4 separate regions of the Homo sapiens genome follow, and all the other regions are linked to region 2. The links are chromatin contacts, found by Hi-C or POLR2A ChIA-PET in ENCODE. All regions are on one chromosome and are shown on one strand. The core of a region is the stretch at or near the end of the contact, and the rest is flanking DNA. Distances in the headings are between cores, read along the strand shown. Region 1 holds the start of KCNH3 (potassium voltage-gated channel subfamily H member 3). Region 2 holds the start of BCDIN3D-AS1 (BCDIN3D antisense RNA 1). Region 3 holds the start of DNAJC22 (DnaJ heat shock protein family (Hsp40) member C22). Region 4 holds the start of MCRS1 (microspherule protein 1).

What was found. Hi-C counts contacts between places; a loop is a spot of excess contacts on that map. ChIA-PET counts read pairs that join two places held with the same protein, here RNA polymerase II (POLR2A). Pooled maps may share reads with other maps.
Region 1: a pooled map shows a loop between it and region 2 (4-fold over the local background). The contact joins the promoter of KCNH3 here to the promoter of BCDIN3D-AS1 in region 2. A Hi-C loop is called at or near these places in 4 of 50 pooled maps. POLR2A ChIA-PET finds 5 or more read pairs at or near these places in 2 of 52 experiments (HEK293 and HepG2).
Region 3: a pooled map shows a loop between it and region 2 (2.4-fold over the local background). The contact joins the promoter of DNAJC22 here to the promoter of BCDIN3D-AS1 in region 2. A Hi-C loop is called at or near these places in 4 of 50 pooled maps. POLR2A ChIA-PET finds 5 or more read pairs at or near these places in 3 of 52 experiments (B cell, HepG2 and naive thymus-derived CD8-positive, alpha-beta T cell).
Region 4: a map of CD8-positive, alpha-beta T cell shows a loop between it and region 2 (13-fold over the local background). The contact joins the promoter of MCRS1 here to the promoter of BCDIN3D-AS1 in region 2. A Hi-C loop is called at or near these places in 3 of 168 maps with a recorded cell type or tissue (B cell, CD8-positive, alpha-beta T cell and naive thymus-derived CD4-positive, alpha-beta T cell), 1 of 37 single-sample maps with no recorded cell type and 12 of 50 pooled maps. POLR2A ChIA-PET finds 5 or more read pairs at or near these places in 4 of 52 experiments (A673, B cell, CD4-positive, alpha-beta T cell and 1 more).

Annotation. Positions count from the first base shown.
Region 1 is chr12:49,537,605-49,541,323 of GRCh38, reverse strand. KCNH3 (potassium voltage-gated channel subfamily H member 3) reads right to left here and starts at 2,294. Exons shown (of 15, transcript NM_012284.3): 1 at 1,832-2,294; 2 at 192-425. The coding sequence starts at 1,907. RefSeq lists enhancers at 671-720, 1,365-2,174, 2,175-2,986 and silencers at 2,304-2,483, 3,214-3,333.
Region 2 is chr12:49,826,508-49,830,855 of GRCh38, reverse strand. BCDIN3D-AS1 (BCDIN3D antisense RNA 1) reads right to left here and starts at 2,313. Exons shown (of 3, transcript NR_027501.1): 1 at 2,112-2,313; 2 at 1,773-1,921. It overlaps NCKAP5L (NCK associated protein 5 like), which reads left to right and starts at 2,443. Exons shown (of 13, transcript NM_001037806.4): 1 at 2,443-2,534. RefSeq lists enhancers at 1,412-1,990, 1,991-2,569, 2,985-3,034, 4,178-4,348 and a silencer at 2,315-2,724.
Region 3 is chr12:49,345,499-49,349,439 of GRCh38, reverse strand. It overlaps DNAJC22 (DnaJ heat shock protein family (Hsp40) member C22), which reads right to left and starts at 2,552. Exons shown (of 4, transcript NM_001304944.2): 1 at 1,889-2,552; 2 at 1,335-1,796; 3 at 1-674. The coding sequence starts at 567. RefSeq lists silencers at 1,516-1,735, 3,768-3,887, 3,908-3,941 and an enhancer at 910-1,853.
Region 4 is chr12:49,565,748-49,569,471 of GRCh38, reverse strand. It overlaps MCRS1 (microspherule protein 1), which reads left to right and starts at 1,330. Exons shown (of 15, transcript NM_006337.5): 1 at 1,330-1,424; 2 at 2,631-2,750; 3 at 3,257-3,395. The coding sequence starts at 2,741. RefSeq lists enhancers at 831-880, 1,231-2,034.

The DNA.
Region 1 (3,719 bases), core at 1,045-3,544, 290 kb after region 2:
GCAGGTAGAGATGGGGAGCCGGGGCAAGAGGTGGGATGGAGCAAGAGGGGTTGGATGGGGGGATGGGAAGATGGGATGACATGGGGAGATGGAGAAGATGGCAACAGAAAGGAGGAGGGACAGTGGATGGGGCTGGTGCCAGGCTGGGTGAGACTGCAAAGGTGAGGCAGGCTGGCCAGGTGGCCCCTCACCGCTCTTCCGGTACAGGATCAGCTCAGCCTTGAACTCCTTGTGCTCGTCCAGGGCCTTGCGGATCTGTTGGCGGACGAGCTCACTGGTGTCTGGCCCATAAAGGAAGGAGCAGGCACAGCCCCGCTGCATGACCTCAGCCCGGGAGAAGCCCGTGAGGTCACAGAAGCCATCAGAGCAGTAGACCACGGGGAAGAGCCCCGCCACCTGGGCGTTGCCCAGCACGAAGTTACTGTCTGCAAGAGAGCACTTCTCAGAGGAGGCGTGGGGTGAAGGGGCAGGAGGCCTACCACCCCTCCTTTCTCAAATGCCTGCAACCAAAGAGTGGGTTTTCCAAACCCCAGGAATCCTGCGTGTGTTAAGGCAGGGCTGTTTATGAATAGCAATCAGTGTGTGTCACCTGTTTGTCAGTGCCCTGCAGCAGGTGTGAGTACATTCAAGGATCAGCACATGTGAACTGAGGTCGGTGAATGAAGCGCTGTGCGGGCACTGTGCCTTCTGGAGGGTGTCCTGAGCAATGTGGGGTAAGGGCTGGGATTGGGGAATCCCTAATGAGGACTGCCCTGCCAGCTCTGGGCCAGCCTCAGCCCCACCTCTACTTCTGCCAGGCTCACCCACTAGCCAGGTACCCAGGTTGGCTGTCTGGCTTCTCCCACTGAGACACACCTAGACTGGAGGCAACCCCAGACCACCATACATCCTGCTGTCTGTGTTTTAGCCCTAGCTGCCTGACCTGGCTCAGGAATTAGTGAATGTGATCAAGAATGGGGGTGTAAGAATGGTGACTGAGCACGGGAGCCAGGAGCCAGGAATGTATTGGGGAGTGGGGGGCACTGAATCAGCAGGCTGCAGGAGCCAAGCACACTGGCAAAGCAGATGGAGGAGCCCGGAGTGGGGAGAGCGCAGGGCTGGGCTCCCACCCCCTATCAGGAACCGGAGACCAAGGAGGACCTAGGCAGAGAGCTGGGAAGCCCCACGGGGGATGTGAGGGAGAGGAGGAGGGAGGGGCTTTCATCACTTCCCCTGTGCTCAGAGCCCCCAGAACCGGGGATCCAGAGCTCGGGGCGCCTTCTCCAAACTTCCCCAGTCCTGATGGGAGTCCCCAAACCATCTTCTTGGGGCTAGATGGCCTCCCCAAGTCTAGGGGGTTCAGGCTATGAGACACGGGGCTTGGACACACGGTGCTCTCCCGAGTGCCGCCTACTCTTATCTCCGTTTGCAAATCTCTTTTCTAAATCTGTGTTTTGAGCCCTCTCAGCTGTCCCTGAGCACTGTTCACCCGCCTCGCCTTACCCCACCAGTCCGAGGGTAGTTGCTGCGACAGCGCCAGACGCAGGGGTGGGATGGGTCAGACTGACTAGGTTCGGGTTCGAGACCCGGCTAACAGAGAGCATCCCAGGACCCACACCCAGGGACTTCTGGCCCTGTTGCCTCGCCTGAAGCAGTGTTGACCCCGAACCTTCGAACCTTCGGGGAAACAGCGCCTAGCAGGAGACGATGGCCCCAGCCTCAAGAGGGGCGGGTAGGGAGGAGAGGGTGAGAATAGGCTGGCGCCAAGCTGGGCTGCTGGGGGTTCGGGGAAGGCGGGAGCCCTGGCGAGGGTCCGGCGGCCCGGGTGCAAGTGGGCGAGGGTCGGACTCACGCGTGCCGTCGAAGCGCGTAGCGATGGTGTCCAGGAAGGTGTTCTGCGGCGCCAGGAGGCCCCGCATGGCCGGCATCTTAGGCGCCCGCGGCTGCCCGCCCCATCCCTCCGGGGTGCGGGGACTCCGCGCCGGGGGAGGGCGCCCAGCTCGGCCGCCCCCCGCCGGGCCCCGCGCTCCCTAGCGCAGCCGTCGGGGGGCAATGCGCAGACCGGGATCCGGGGTCGCGCCGGACGCTGGCGCGCGAGGGGGCGTCCGCGCCGTCGGGGCCCGGAGCATGGCGCGCGGCCCCTCGCGCCCTCGCCGCCCACAAATCCCGGGCTCCAGGCCCCGCGGCCGCCGCGCTCTCAGCACCTCCCGCCGCGGCAGCGGCTCGCGTGTCGGCTGCGGGTGGGCTTCCGCTCGGCTTCGCTCGGCGCCGGCTCTCGGCAGCTCCCTCCGTCTGTCGGGGAGAAGCTGCAGCCTCCCTCCCTCCCTCCCGCGCCCGCCGCCTGCACCGGGGTAACCATGGAGACGGGGCACACCCAGCCAGGGCCGCCTCCTTAAAGGGACAGGCCTCCCGCGGAGGGCTCCCCTCCCTTCGGGACCTCGGCGGGGGCGGGGAGGTGGCGGCCGCCCTGATCCCACCCCGCGGGCCTCCCCGCCCGTACCTCGGAGAACCACTGGCGAGCGGCCGGCCCCCTTTGGCTCACTCGGCCTCAGCCGCAGAGGGGAGGCGTCTTTCTCTGCAGCCCGGGGGCTCTCCGAGAGCCTCCTAGCAGCCTCTCCTCCCCCGGCGGAATGGGAGGGGGGCTCGGGGCGTGGGGGGCAGGGGACGCATGCTGTGGAAGATGCTCTCCCCGAGGAAAATGCAGTGGGCAAGGGGACAGGGCGACAGGCGCAGGTGAAGGCCCTGCGGCCAGCGGAGGCCGGCGCTCTAGAGGGGCTCCAGCCGCACCCGGGAAATCTAAAAGCAGATGGGGCGGGGGTTCTGCGCGCACAGCTGCCCGGCCCTCGAGACTTTCTCATCCTCAACTTGACGCTCTGGAAAATGGATCCAGCTGCTCCTATGAGGTGTCTCCGCAAGCAGGAGCTGCCTGGAAACCAGAGGGTGGGTAGCCCTAGGAGTAAGGGTCAGACGTCCTCCGTGTGACCCCGTGGGCGGAAAGGGTGTGTGGTGGGGAGGGGAGCGCCAGACCCCTTGTCCTGCCCCTCCATTTCCCTCTGGCATTTGTCACCTCTTGCCTCTCCTAAGCGCGCTAGAGGGTCAGGTGGTAAATACAGGGGACCGGCAGGGGTCAGACACTGCGAAAAAACTTCCGAACCTTGTGCGTGCGGGTCCTGGCACCAGGAGAGCGAGGAAGGCCGAGCCCCGCGCCTCACGCAGCTCGTCCTGGAGAGCTCCGCGCGGCGCCGCGCGGGGTGCTGCCCTGGGGCGGCTGCAGGGAGCCCCTTCCCGGCGGGGCGGAGCCGGGCCCGGGGCGGCCGTCTTTTCTTGGCCTCCCGCGCTGCGACGGTCCCCCGGACTTGCCTGCCAGCGCCGCTCCTCCTCCCTCCCACGATTTGCCAGCGAGCGCGGCTGCCGCCCGCGCCCAGAGGAGCCGCCGGGGCCAAAACAGCAATTTGTTCCCTAACGAGCGAAGCGGTAGGCTCAGCACCCCCATCCCTCGAGACGCACTCACAGTCACCAGCATCAGAAAGATGCTACCCCTCATCAGCGACGAGAGCCAAAGCCCCAGGCACCTGTATCTAAATGAGCTGGCGCTTTGGGAAGGGAGGACGCGCTCCTCCTTCTCCGGTCCTGTGAAGCCTGGAATCTGGTCCCCAGGACGAGGAGTGACCCTGAGGAGTGACCCTAAGGAGTCGGGAGATCCTACTCCCATCTCATCCCCAGCCTTGGCTGGATCCTGG
Region 2 (4,348 bases), core at 1,064-3,563:
ATTTGGAAACATCCAAAAGTAGTTAGAAATGCCTGGCAGACTTTTAAGGTTTTCTACCTCAAGGCAGAATTAGGAATACAAGGCAATATTAGGAATACAACAGGTACATGGAGTTTTATTGGACTTTCAAGCCCTTTGAGGAAAGGACCATGTCTACTTTTTGTTGTAATCCCAGAACTAGCCCACTGATCCCTATTCAATGTTAGATGATTGAATAAGAATTCACAATGCTGTAGGCTTCCGAAGATGCCACTATCATCAAGAAATAAGGTGAAAAGGAGAAATGAAAACATGTCTATGAAAATATTTGCACCAGAATGTTAATAGCAGCCATATTCATCATAACCCCAACTGGAAATACCCAAATATCCATCAATTGAAGAATGGATAAACACATTGTGATATATTCATGCAATGGAATAATACTCAGCAATAAAAAAGAACAGATTACTGATACACATGGATGGATCTCAAAAACATTACTAAGCTAAAGGATACAGACACAAGTACATACTGTAAAGCTCCATATATGTGAAATACAAATGCAGACAAATCTATGGTGCTATAATTCAGGAAGTTGCCAGGGGAGGGTGGTGGTGGGTGTGGGGTGATCAACTATAAAGGGGCATGAGGGAACTTTATAGGGTGGTGGTTCAGTATCTTGTTTTGGGTGTTAATTACATAGGTGTATATTTTGAAATTCACCAAACAAAGCACCTAAGATGTGTGCATTTTATTGCACGTTAAGAATAATTTAAGGGCCGGGCATGGTGGCTCACATCTATAATCCTAGCACTTTGGGAGGCCGAGGTGGGCAAATCACCTGAGGTCAGGAGTTCGAGACCAGCCTGGCCAACATGGTGAAGCCTCCGTCTCTACTAAAAATACAAAAATTAGCCAGGTGTGGTGGTGCACTCTTATAATACCAGCTACTTGGGAGGCTGAGGCAGGAGAATCACCTGAAATCAGGAGGTGGAGGTTGCAGTGAGCAGAGATTGTGCCACTGCACTCCGTCCAACCTGGGACAGAGTGAGACTCCATCTCAGAGAAAAGAAAAGAATAAAATATTTTTTAAGCAAAAAAATGAGAAAGCTGGTGGGGGTACCCATCAAGACATCTTTTAGGTTCCAGTAATAGCTGTCCTTGGGCACTCTTTTCATCAAACTACCTCTATGCTCAAGAACCCAAAATGACTTCTTTATCTTATGTCTTGTCACATCCATATCCTTATTCTGCTCTCCTCCATAAGAAACCTCCTCCATTAATTTCTCCCACTTCCCAACGTACCACGGTGATCTGCTCACGGTCCCACGCAGATAATTTGCTCTTTCCTATCTGAATCTCCTTGTGGCCTTTACCCTGCCTGGACCCTACTCAAGCTCTCTCTGCCCTTCAAATTCCGTATTTAAATAAACCTCCTTCAGAAAAGAACTCTTAATCCTAGCCAATCTGAGCACCCTAACTTGCCTTACTTTTTATGTTCCTTTATTGGACTAATATGATACTCTAAGCTGCATCCTTTGTATACTCGCAACAAAAGAAATTTTAATGAAGTAGGCGGAGACTGTACCTAGGGATTCCTTCGTATTTCCCTGCAGAACCCAGGTGAGAACCTACATTTCTGGGGCAGTCACTACAATGCAGGCTGTGAGGGTTATACGGTATTTAGGCAAGGGCAAATAGGTGTTTAATTAAGGACTAATGGGAATGATATTGAAGCTCTGAGGCTCTGCAGGGGCCTGGATGGGCTGTTTGCTTTTCCTCATCCTCACCGAGATAGCAAGTGGTTGAGAACAAGGTTGCATCCTTTTTCTGCCCAGCCTTCCCCGCAAACCAGTGAGGAAACGACCAGCACTGCCGTCTGATGAGAGGAGCCTGTTGCTGTAACTGTTTTCCAGATTACTGGGGGGACGACCCCATCCTGGAGAAGGAAGAGAGAGGCGGGAGCATTTAAGGCCAAAGAGGCACTCAAGCCTTTCCCCCATGGATTTACACCCAACACGTATGCAGAAAAGCAAATTACAAACACCGACGCTCACAACCACACATACACGTGCACGCCCAGCCCCACAGAAGCAAACGCGCATGCCTGTGGGCCCGCGCGCACCTACTTAGTTTTCTCTGTTCTAGACGCCCTCATTCCACCCCCGCTCGGCCCAGCCCGGCGTCCTCTACCCAGGCACGGCTGAGGTTTACCAAGCCCGGCCCGGCCTGGAGAAAGTGTTTCTATAAGGGGGAAGGGAGGTCCTTCCCACCAAAGCGGAAGCGGCGCGCGCCGGCCGGGCAGACTTAGCTCGCGTCCTGGGAACATCTGGAGGGGGCTGGGAGGGGCGCGCATCCAGGCTGAACGTGGATTGGCTGCTAGGGAGGAGGGAGGCGGGGTCAGGGCCAGGGGCGGGGCTCCCCGGCCCCTTTAAAGCCTTGACATCAGGAGGCGGCTCCGGCACCCCCCTTTCTCTGCCCCCCGCCCCCAAGCCGCGGCCATGGACCTGGCGGATCCGGCCTGCCCTGGCCCAGCTCAACACCTGATTTCGGTGAGTTCTGGGTCTACTTGGGATTGAAAGGGCGGCGAGTGCGGGGGGGCGATCTGTAGCTCCGGGCCGGGGGGAGTGGGGTGTGGAGGGTAAGGCTCTCGTGGCAGTACAGAGTCGGAGAGGGCGTCGCGGCTTCCTGCCCAAACCCTGCTGCCCGCCCCTCCGTCCCTCCCTCCAGCCGCACCCTCCTCGGGGGTCCGGCTGCGACTCTGTGCACCCCCACCCCACCCCCTCCCGCCCCCCGCGCCATCCTCGCGCACACTCCGTGGCCCCGGAAGGGAAACTTTCGGGAGTGGGGGATGTTCCGGGGGCCGGGCTCCCCTCCCTCTTTGAAAGCACTGACCTTGCCCCAGCTGCTCACCCCACCCAACCCGCATCCCACCGTCCGGGTGCCGCTTAGCGGTGCCGGGTTATTGCGGGGGGAGGGGCTCTCTCCCCAAAGCGCAGGCGCGGAGACGAGCCTGGGGCTCCCTTTCGCACTCCTTCCCATTCCCCGTGGCCTGGGGCGGTAGGGCCTGGGGAAGGCGGGGAGAGGCGGAAAGACCGGGTCTCCTAGAGAACAGCCCCTTCAAAGGCTTTGAGGGGCTGCGGGAAGGAGGAAGGACCTGGTGGGCTGCACGCTGAAGAGAAGCTAAGGGAGGGAGAAGGGTTGGTTGGGCAGGGAGCAGGGACAGGGCAGCGTCTGCAGAAAAGGCCCTCTGGGTGCTGGCTGCGGTGCCAGAAGAATGCAGAGAATTCATCTGTGCCCGACGCTTCCCTGGCTTAGCCCAACTAAGAAAGCGGCTGCCCGGATCCTAGCTCCCCTCTCCCTGTCCTGGGCCCAAGGTCCCGCGTTATCTCCAGTCCTGGCACGGCCCCAAGGGCACAGAGGGCCCTCACCTCCCACAGGCCTGGTTTTCCAGGCATCCCAGGGCTGGATCAGCTGAGTCCACTTAGTCTGTCCAGCTGCTACTTCTTAAAGGCCTGCCTTGCTGAGGAGCTGGGGGTCTTGGGCTAAGGAGTTCTCTGGCTGTAGAGGCAATCCCTCCCTCCCACTTCTCCGCGTCTGTCATGGGTCCTCCTTCTTAAGCACAATGGTCAGCCAGAGGAAGTGGCCCGGGCAGGGGTGGCCTGGGGAGCAGTAGAAAGAGTGTCAATGCCTTACCGTTTTGTGGTCAGTACTTTCGGGGAAAATGAACATAGCCCATTTGCCTTGTTGCAGACCCTCCCTTGCAGACATTACGCCATCTGGCTCTCTGAGACTCCTTGTGTGATAGGAAAATTCACTTCTCAAATTGGTCCCCCCATCTTCCTAAAAACAACCTGGGATTAGTGGGTTTCCTATCCCAAAGAAACCGTGTGTATTCCTTTCCGGGGAGATATTCCCATGTTCAAGCTTGTTTTCAAAGTCTATGGTCTGTGCATGAGGTGGCTTTGTCCCTCCAGCATCTTTCTCCAGCTCTGGCCCTCACGAAGAGAGTGAGGACCTGGAGGGGCAGGTGCTGTGGTTGGCAGGGAAGAAGGATCTTCATGATAGGCCGGTGAAGACCTAAGTGTTTGGGGAGCAAGCGGGTATCAATAAAGACAGAGTCAGAAGCTCTGGTCCCTACTTTTCCTAGCTTGCTGTATGACCTTGGCCAAGACAGTTTGCTCTCTGGGGCTCAGTTTCCCCATCTTTAAATGTCAGTAGTTGGACTAGATAGCTCTAATATTCCCTTCCACTTTTTGACATTGAATGGTTCCACTGATGGGTGAATCTATAGGGGAGAAAGGTCCTCTGGCAGAATGGTTCCATTTAGAGGGAGCTAAAGTGTTGGGTGTGCTTTAAATTGCAA
Region 3 (3,941 bases), core at 1,303-3,802, 480 kb after region 2:
GTAAGCCAAGCCCAGACGATAGAGCCGCACACTGAGCGGCTCTGATGCCACCAAAGCTTTGTAGCGGCGATGCCTCTGAGCTGTAATGCTGGCGGCCACGCTAATGGGCAGTATGGCTATGGGGCGGCCATAGAAGATAGGTGAAGTGAGAAATGCTGACCCCAGAGTGTTCTTAAAGTCTGAGGTCTGGTTGCCAACAGCAGCCACCAGCAAGACCCCTAAGCCAACTGCCAGTGGGAGGGCCACAATATAGAAGTTGACCATGGAAGAAAGGCTAATCAGTGCCACAAGGCCAAAATAGATGCCAACTATCACCTGGGCAGCAAAGCGAATGGGACTCAGAGGGGGTGTCACCCCTCTGGGGCTCTGCCTCTGTCCCTGGGCTCTGTTGGCCTGAGCTACAAAGCTTGGGAGCTTCCAGAACTCCCAGAGCCAGCCCAGCCCACCTCCCCCCAGGGTCAGCATCCAGAGCAGGGCGTGGCTGTCCCTTCCCAGGTACAGGTGGTGGAGCCCAGCAGGGCCCCCCACAGCCCAGAGGGCATAGGTCACCAGGAGCCCCTTGGCCATCCTCTAGGGCAAAGGTCTCAGAACAAGTCCGGTTACTCGCAGCACAGAAGTCTCGGGGTCCTCTGTGAGACTCATGGCTGTCATGGCCCCAGAGTTATCCTTAGACCCTAAGAGATGGGAAAAAGTAGAGTCATAAGATGATGTCCAGGCTCCAACACAGCAACCATTTCTCTTTCCAATAAAAGTTGAGTACAGATCTGCCTGAGTCCCCAGTGCTATTTATCTCATATCCCTTGTCCTAGCACCTCAGTCCCATTCTTTACAACCACAGTGACTCCAGATTTAGAGGAGAAAGCTGTTTAAATTTCAGACTTCCCCTGAGACCCATGACCCCAAATGACTCATGGGGGGATGTGTGGAGGGGCAGGGCTGCATTGGATGCTTTTCCAAAGTTCCCACACATTTTGAAAGCCTCTGCCTTACCCCTGACTTAACTCCAACTGTGGCTGCCCTCCCACACCTGGCCCAGGCTTTAGCCACTCTCCTGCCTTCCTAACTCTCCAGGCCATGAGATTTTCCCACAGGTCAAACTTGAAAGGGGTCCTGAATTCCCTTTATTAAAATATTCTGGAAAACTTCGTTTGACCTAGACCTTGGCACCCCACAATTCAACCACCTCTTTCGGAGGCCGGCTTGGAAAGCCACTCCACAGCAGCTGGACAAATCCTCACAATATCAAACTGGACGCCAAGCGTGCCTGCCAGTGTCCCCTCTATCTGGAGCGACCACCAGCCAGCACCCGCTACTTCCAAATCAAGTGGCCATACCTGGGTGCCCCGCTCCCAGACCGAGTCAGACCAGTCATTTCCTTTGACCACAGAGTGAAAATGGCCCGTCTCGCCCTGCTCCCACTTCCATCCAAATGGACTTTGTCTTTTGTGTCTGTTGTGTCACGGAAGTCCGGCTTCCCCAGGCCAGGCTCCTCCCCAGGGCCCTCCCCGGCCCCCTGGGGATCACATTCCCGCCTGGGACTCCTCCCGCCCGCCCTCGCGGGGAAACTCGGTGCAAGGCTCTGCAGACGCCTGCAGCTCCGGTGGGCTCAGTGCCCAGCCCGGGCCCAGCTCCTCCCACACCACCGCACCATGGCCGCCAGGTGGCGCTGCCGCCGATGGAAGGGGGGGTCCGGGCGGTCCCCAGACACCTTGTGCGGGTACCGAGGCACAGCAGCACAGGACTGCCCCTATGGAGGGGCTGCCTGGCAGGAGCAAGGGACGCTCCTATCTGTAGTGCTAAAAAAAAGGATAAACTCCTGTAAATGCAAGAATACGTCCTTGATTACCTCCTCCCACCCCCACAAATTGAAAGGTGACTCCTCCCTCACCTCAAGCTGCACGCTCCTCTCTTCACGCTCCGTTGACCTTCAAGACTGGATGGTTCCACCTCCAATTCCCTTAAGGCAGAGACATCCACGGACAGGCTGCAGTGAGGGACATCCAACCCAAGCTGTCCTCAACCCCCCACAGGGCTTGCTTGCCTCACCGGCCCACCTCCGAGCCTTCCAGTTAGGGGCTCTGCTTCTGCACCTGAGCCTGAGACCTGAGGAGCCTCCCAATCCAGGGCTGCTCTGTCCCGCGGGCTATGAACCAGAGGGAGAAACGGGAGCAGAGGGTTGGAGGGCAGGAGGCTCGACCAGGAGGGCGAGGCCGCAGCCCGAGGCTCGTGGTAGTCTGCCTTCCTGCGCCTCTGCGCTGCAACGGAGCTGCAATGCAAGACGCCTTCATTTCAATGTCCCGGGCTCCAATCCCGGGTTCTACTCCGTGAACTTGGCTAAGTCATGCAGCTTCTTGGGCCTCAATTTCCTTCTCTGGCAATCTCGTGGATCTCCGAGGTCCCCCAGTCTGGACTTGCGGGGGCTTCGGGGGACGGTCGGCCTCGCGGGTGTCACCTCCCGGCAGTAGGCAGAGCGCTTCCCTCCAAACGCCCTCAGCCCTCATCTCGGCCTGGAGAGGAAATGCTGCTCTCTATATGACCTCTTAGGGCTCACTGAGGGGCCTAGGCTGGGAGGGGCCCCAAAGCGACGCCTCAGACTGCTGGGGGGCGGGGGCGGACAGGAGCGCTGAATAATGAATGAGACTTAATTGGGCCCGCACTGCGCGACGGCGCGCTAAGCTTTGCAAACAGCGTGGGCGGCGGCGGCCGCCGCTGGACAAACAAACTATCTCCCGGCTCAGGTGGTGGGGCGGGGGCGGCAGCCATACAAGGGAGAGGGAAGGGGCTGGCCGCCGGGGCACCCGGGGCCGCAGCGCGCCCCCAGGTTTACTTCCCGAGGAACCCAGAAATGCGGGGCTGCGCTGGCGGCCCAGAGAGTGGGGGTCGGGAAGGGGCTCAGGGTTCGATCTCAGGAAGGGAGGAGTGGGGAGGGAGAGAAGCGGATTGTGCGGGGAGAGCCAGGGGCCCAAGGGCAATGTAAGCGCGAGGAAAAGCTGAAGAAACGAGTGGAGGGCAGAGGAGAGGGGAGAAGTGAGCGAGGAAAAAGCGCACCGGGGGAGGGGCGACGGGGTCGGGGGAGCGGGAGAAGAGCTGTTACCGGGAGGAAAGGGAAGAGCGATGGAGGAACAAGCGAAGGAAGGCGCAAGGGGCCGGGAGAAGAGGAATTGAAGAGTCAAGGAGAGGGATGGGAGGTGACCGGAATAAGAACGAGGGGGCGGCAGGGCGGGGGGAGGCGCCCCTGCCTCCGCCTCGCCCTGCAGCGCTCCCGGCCTAGCGCTCTCTCCAGCCGCCCGCACTCACTTTGTCACAATTACGGGGCCGTCACTCCGCCCGGATTGTTTTCCCCAAATTGTTGTTCTATAAACTGGTGCAGAGTGGGAGGTGGGGGGATCTGACAAACTGCAGCGAGAGGAAAGGGTCTGAGCTGTGGTGCGGGGCGCGGTGGTGCATTTACCCGCAAACTGGCCCCGCGTGGGCGGAGGAATCCAAAAAACCCACGCAGGAATTCTGGTTGCTGCCCCAGCTTCGTCGCTGACCCCGCTTTTAACTTTTTGGCTATTCTCAGCATCGGCTGCCTCGGTTTCCCCAGCAGAGCGTGACAAGGATCGGAGGCTGGGGTGGTGGAGGCGCTTGTAGGTGGGGTCCAAACCGTCCTGCCTGTCCCATTCTGTCTTGTTCTTTACTACCCGGGTCTCCCCGGCGGGGGATGGGTGGTCTATCCCAGCCCAGCGGTCCTCAGAGCGACCTCGAGTGCCTTCTTCCCCCGTGAGTGAGGCTTCTGCCCTCACCCGGTCTGGGCCATCTCCTACCCCGCCTGTGCCCTCCGACCCTCTGCCCTGCGCCGCTCGGTGTCCCAGCCTTTCAATTCGGCAAACATACGTTGCGCGCCCACTGAGTGCCAGCGCTGAGCCAGCCTCACCCCGCCGCCTCTCCCCCCCGCCACC
Region 4 (3,724 bases), core at 81-2,580, 260 kb after region 2:
ATGAGATCAGGAGTTCAAGACCAGCCTGGCCAACATGGTGAAAACCTGTCTCTACAAAAAAAAAAAAAAAAAAACTTAGCTGGGCATGGTGGCACGTGCCTGTAATCCTAGCTACTCGGGAGGCTGAGGCAGGAGAATTGCCTGAACCGAGACCCGGGGGCCGGAGGTTGCAGTGAGCCGAGATTGTGCCACTGCACTCCAGCCTGGGCTATGGAGCGGGACTCTGTCTCAAAAAAAAAAAATTTCATTGGTTTTCTGATATTTTCACAAGTTTACATAATATATTTAATCAAGTGCCTGTTAAAAAATAAAACACACACTCTTTCATGGGAGTTAAAATAAGTACATACTCATTAAACAAGTCCACAGAACAGTAAATGAGGTTGGTACTCTCGAAGCAGAGGGCCATAGTATACCGTCAGGGCCAAAAGGGCCAGTCTCTCATTTGACACTTGAATTCCCTAGCAATGTCCATGTTATGTGTTCTTGACACCTCTGATGGACAGCTTTGGAACTGAATCTTTCTTATTCTGAGCTGAAGTATGTCTCTCTATAGCTGCTAGACTTTAGTACCTCGCAAAGGAAGCATAAAACAGAATTCCTCTTTTAGACAACAGTCTTTCTAGTTTTCCGGAACATCTCTCACAGCCCCAAATTCCCAATTTTTCCGACAGGTTCGTTCTCCCACCCCAAGATTCCTTCCAAGGCACTCTCCTCTGAAGGTGCTTCCATTGGTTTTCTCTCTTACCTCCCGGCGACCACAAGTGGCCCCAGCCGTCCAGGTGGGGTCCGGCTGACGGGACCAAGTCGACACTACTCCTTCTCGCAGGGTCTCTTCCTTCTCAGTAAAGCGGCCCACGATCCTCCATCCGCTCCTCAGAGAGCCTCTCTGCCCTTTCTGTCCGCCACATCTCCCTGGCTACATTATCTCCCCGACTAGTGCCTAGCAGGCGGGCCTGATAGAAGTTTCTCTAAAGGCTCTGGAGGAGTCAAACAATGCATAAGGTCCTGTGCAACCCTCAGACTCCTATACCTCGTGGGAATTTGGAAGTCGAAATCCAGTCCGCGGTCCCGCCCCTCCCCGGGTCGCCTCAATTAGCCCCGCTCGGTCTCGCCCTAAGTCTCGCCTTTCCCTTTAACCAACCCCTCAAGCCGGGTTACCTCTCCGGTGCCTATAATCCTTAACGTTTCCCTATATGCTGTCCCAACTAGGAAAGCCTTTACTTTCCGCTATTGGTAAAATATTTACACTTTCCGTACCATGGCCACGCCCCCTTCACACACGTTGCCAAGACGAACCGGAAGAGATTGCCAGCCCCCTGGTTCGTTAACCGGAAGTAGACGTACCTCACGGAAGCCGGCTTTGGCCCTGCGGCTGCTACCGTCGCCGCGGAGAAATTGTTGGATCTGGCAGTCTAGGAATGGTGAGACCTCGCGGTTCGCCTCTGAGGGTTCTCAGAGGAGTTGGGGATGAAATGGAGTTTTGCAGAGTGCCGCCGGGGACGACCACCCCCCAAGTTTGGGGCCCCGCCCCAGTGGCGCCCCGAAAAGCTGCGCATGCGTGGGCCGGACCGGGTTAGAATCTGGCTCGAAGTGTTACGCATGCGCAAAGGCATGGAGACCGTGGGGTGAGAATGGGCTTGCGAGTTTACCCCCACCTCCCCAGCCACCAGCCTGTGGGTCTCAAACCAAGGCTACTTGGTGCTCTGCTTTGAGTTGCAGAGGTGACTTCATCAATGCTCCTACCCCGAGTTCTTGAGACAGACCTGGACCGATCCCCTACCTTGGGTGTGCACTCTTGGGAGAACGAGGGGCGGAGGGTCCGGTAAGGAAGGGGCACAGACCCTACCTCAGTTTGCCGGCAAGCTCGGGCCCCTTCGCCCTCTCCTCAGATGTCAAGATTCTTAGTCGTAGCCTATGGAGCGGAGAGCGACAGGCTCACCTGGGGACAGGGCTAGAACACTGAGCTAAGAGCCACCCTGGTTAGAAGTGGGGACTCACGAGAGGAGCGCCCCGAGAAAGTCCAGTACCTGGGTTCTCTAGGGGTTGTTGGGGCACAGCGTGGTTGATAATCACGCAGTTCCCAAACAGTGGTTTTTGGTTTCCACGAGATGGTATCTCATGGAAATACCACTTACTAAATCTTCAGTAAAAACCCCAAATGGAAAAGAAAAACAAAAAAAAAACGAGATGGACTGGTTGGAGTTTTGTCTCCCTTTCTTTTTTCCTGCTTTGGCCTGGGAGGGGAAGGCTGGTGCTGCTGAGCTGAGTGGACAGCTGAAGTAAAGAAAAATGTGGGCCAAAGAATCCCTTGTCTCTTGCTAGTTTATAGTCAAGGCGCTTAACCTAGGAGATACCAGTAGAATTAAAGGGTCTATGAACCCTCTAAAATAGTATGTGTTTGCACCCTTTTCTGCAGTCCATAGCTGTTATCATACTCTGAAAGGTGCCAGTGACCTTCACAAGACTGATGTCTAAGGCTATTATTGGCAGAGTGGGGCCTTATGCCTCTTTCCTGTCCTTATGTCTTCCCTAGCTTATGGGACCCTGGGGGACCTGAGCCAGTATAAGGAAGTGAGGCTGGCCAGTTGGAAATCTGAGCCTCAGGGAGCCTCATTTCTCCTTTGCAGAATCTCCTCTCAGCCTTTAAGCTCACCTGGTCAGAATCCTTGGATGAGCCTGTGGGACCGTTCCTCCTAGCCCGGTGGTTTGGAACCAGTGGCTTTGGGACTGTAAGAGGATGGACAAAGGTAGTATGAGGCCGGGACAGCTCCCCAAATGCTCGGGCGCCAAGCATCTGCTGATTCCACTCTGTGCCTGGCACGTGTGTCTTTCGGTCCTGGCTAGGCCTTGCCACCTCCCCCTGGGCCAGCACCACCCATGTACCTGTCGGCAGAGCCACAGTTGACTGACTTGCTGTTGAGCTGCTGCTCTTTAGCACGGCTGCATTTTGATGGCAGAGGGAGCAGTTATGCCCAGAGCCCAGCGTGTCGGCATCACCAGTCTGACCTGAGCACCATGTGCTGCACGACATGACACGTGGCACCGGGGGAACTGCCCAGCGTGGAAGGTCTGGGCCAGGTCTGAGCCCAGATGGGATCTGGATGGCCAAGGAACTCTACCTTAAAACCTCAAGTGTCAAGGAGGCAGGGGAGGGGCCAAGAGGGCTGGCAGGGGAAGGGGGCTGGGGAGGGGTCCCATTTGCAGAGGCTCTAGGATCTTAGGAGGCCCGAATCCACCATTTCTCTCTTGCTAGATTCTCAGGGGCTGCTAGATTCATCCCTGATGGCATCAGGCACTGCCAGCCGCTCAGAGGATGAGGAGTCACTGGCAGGGCAGAAGCGAGCCTCCTCCCAGGCCTTGGGCACCATCCCTAAACGGAGAAGCTCCTCCAGGTAGTAAGGGTTCGGAGGGCCAGGAACTGGGAAAGGGTAGAAGGTCTGTGGCGTTAAGTGCCACATGCCTCCCCATCTGTTGGGAATGGCTGCCTGAGCCCCTCTGGGGCCTTAGTATTGGCAGAGCCTTGTGCTTTTCCTGTCCCTGCTAAATCCTTCCCTGTGGGACTGAGGGCAGGGGAGGGAGATCTTAGGTCTCTGACGTGAAGTCTTTGTGGTGTGATACCCTGTCATCTCAGAGGGCTGGAGTGTAGCAGTTCCATGGCCACAACCAGGCTGTGGCGTAAAGTGAAAGCAGGCTGGAGCAGATAGCACCCTACTGGGCACCT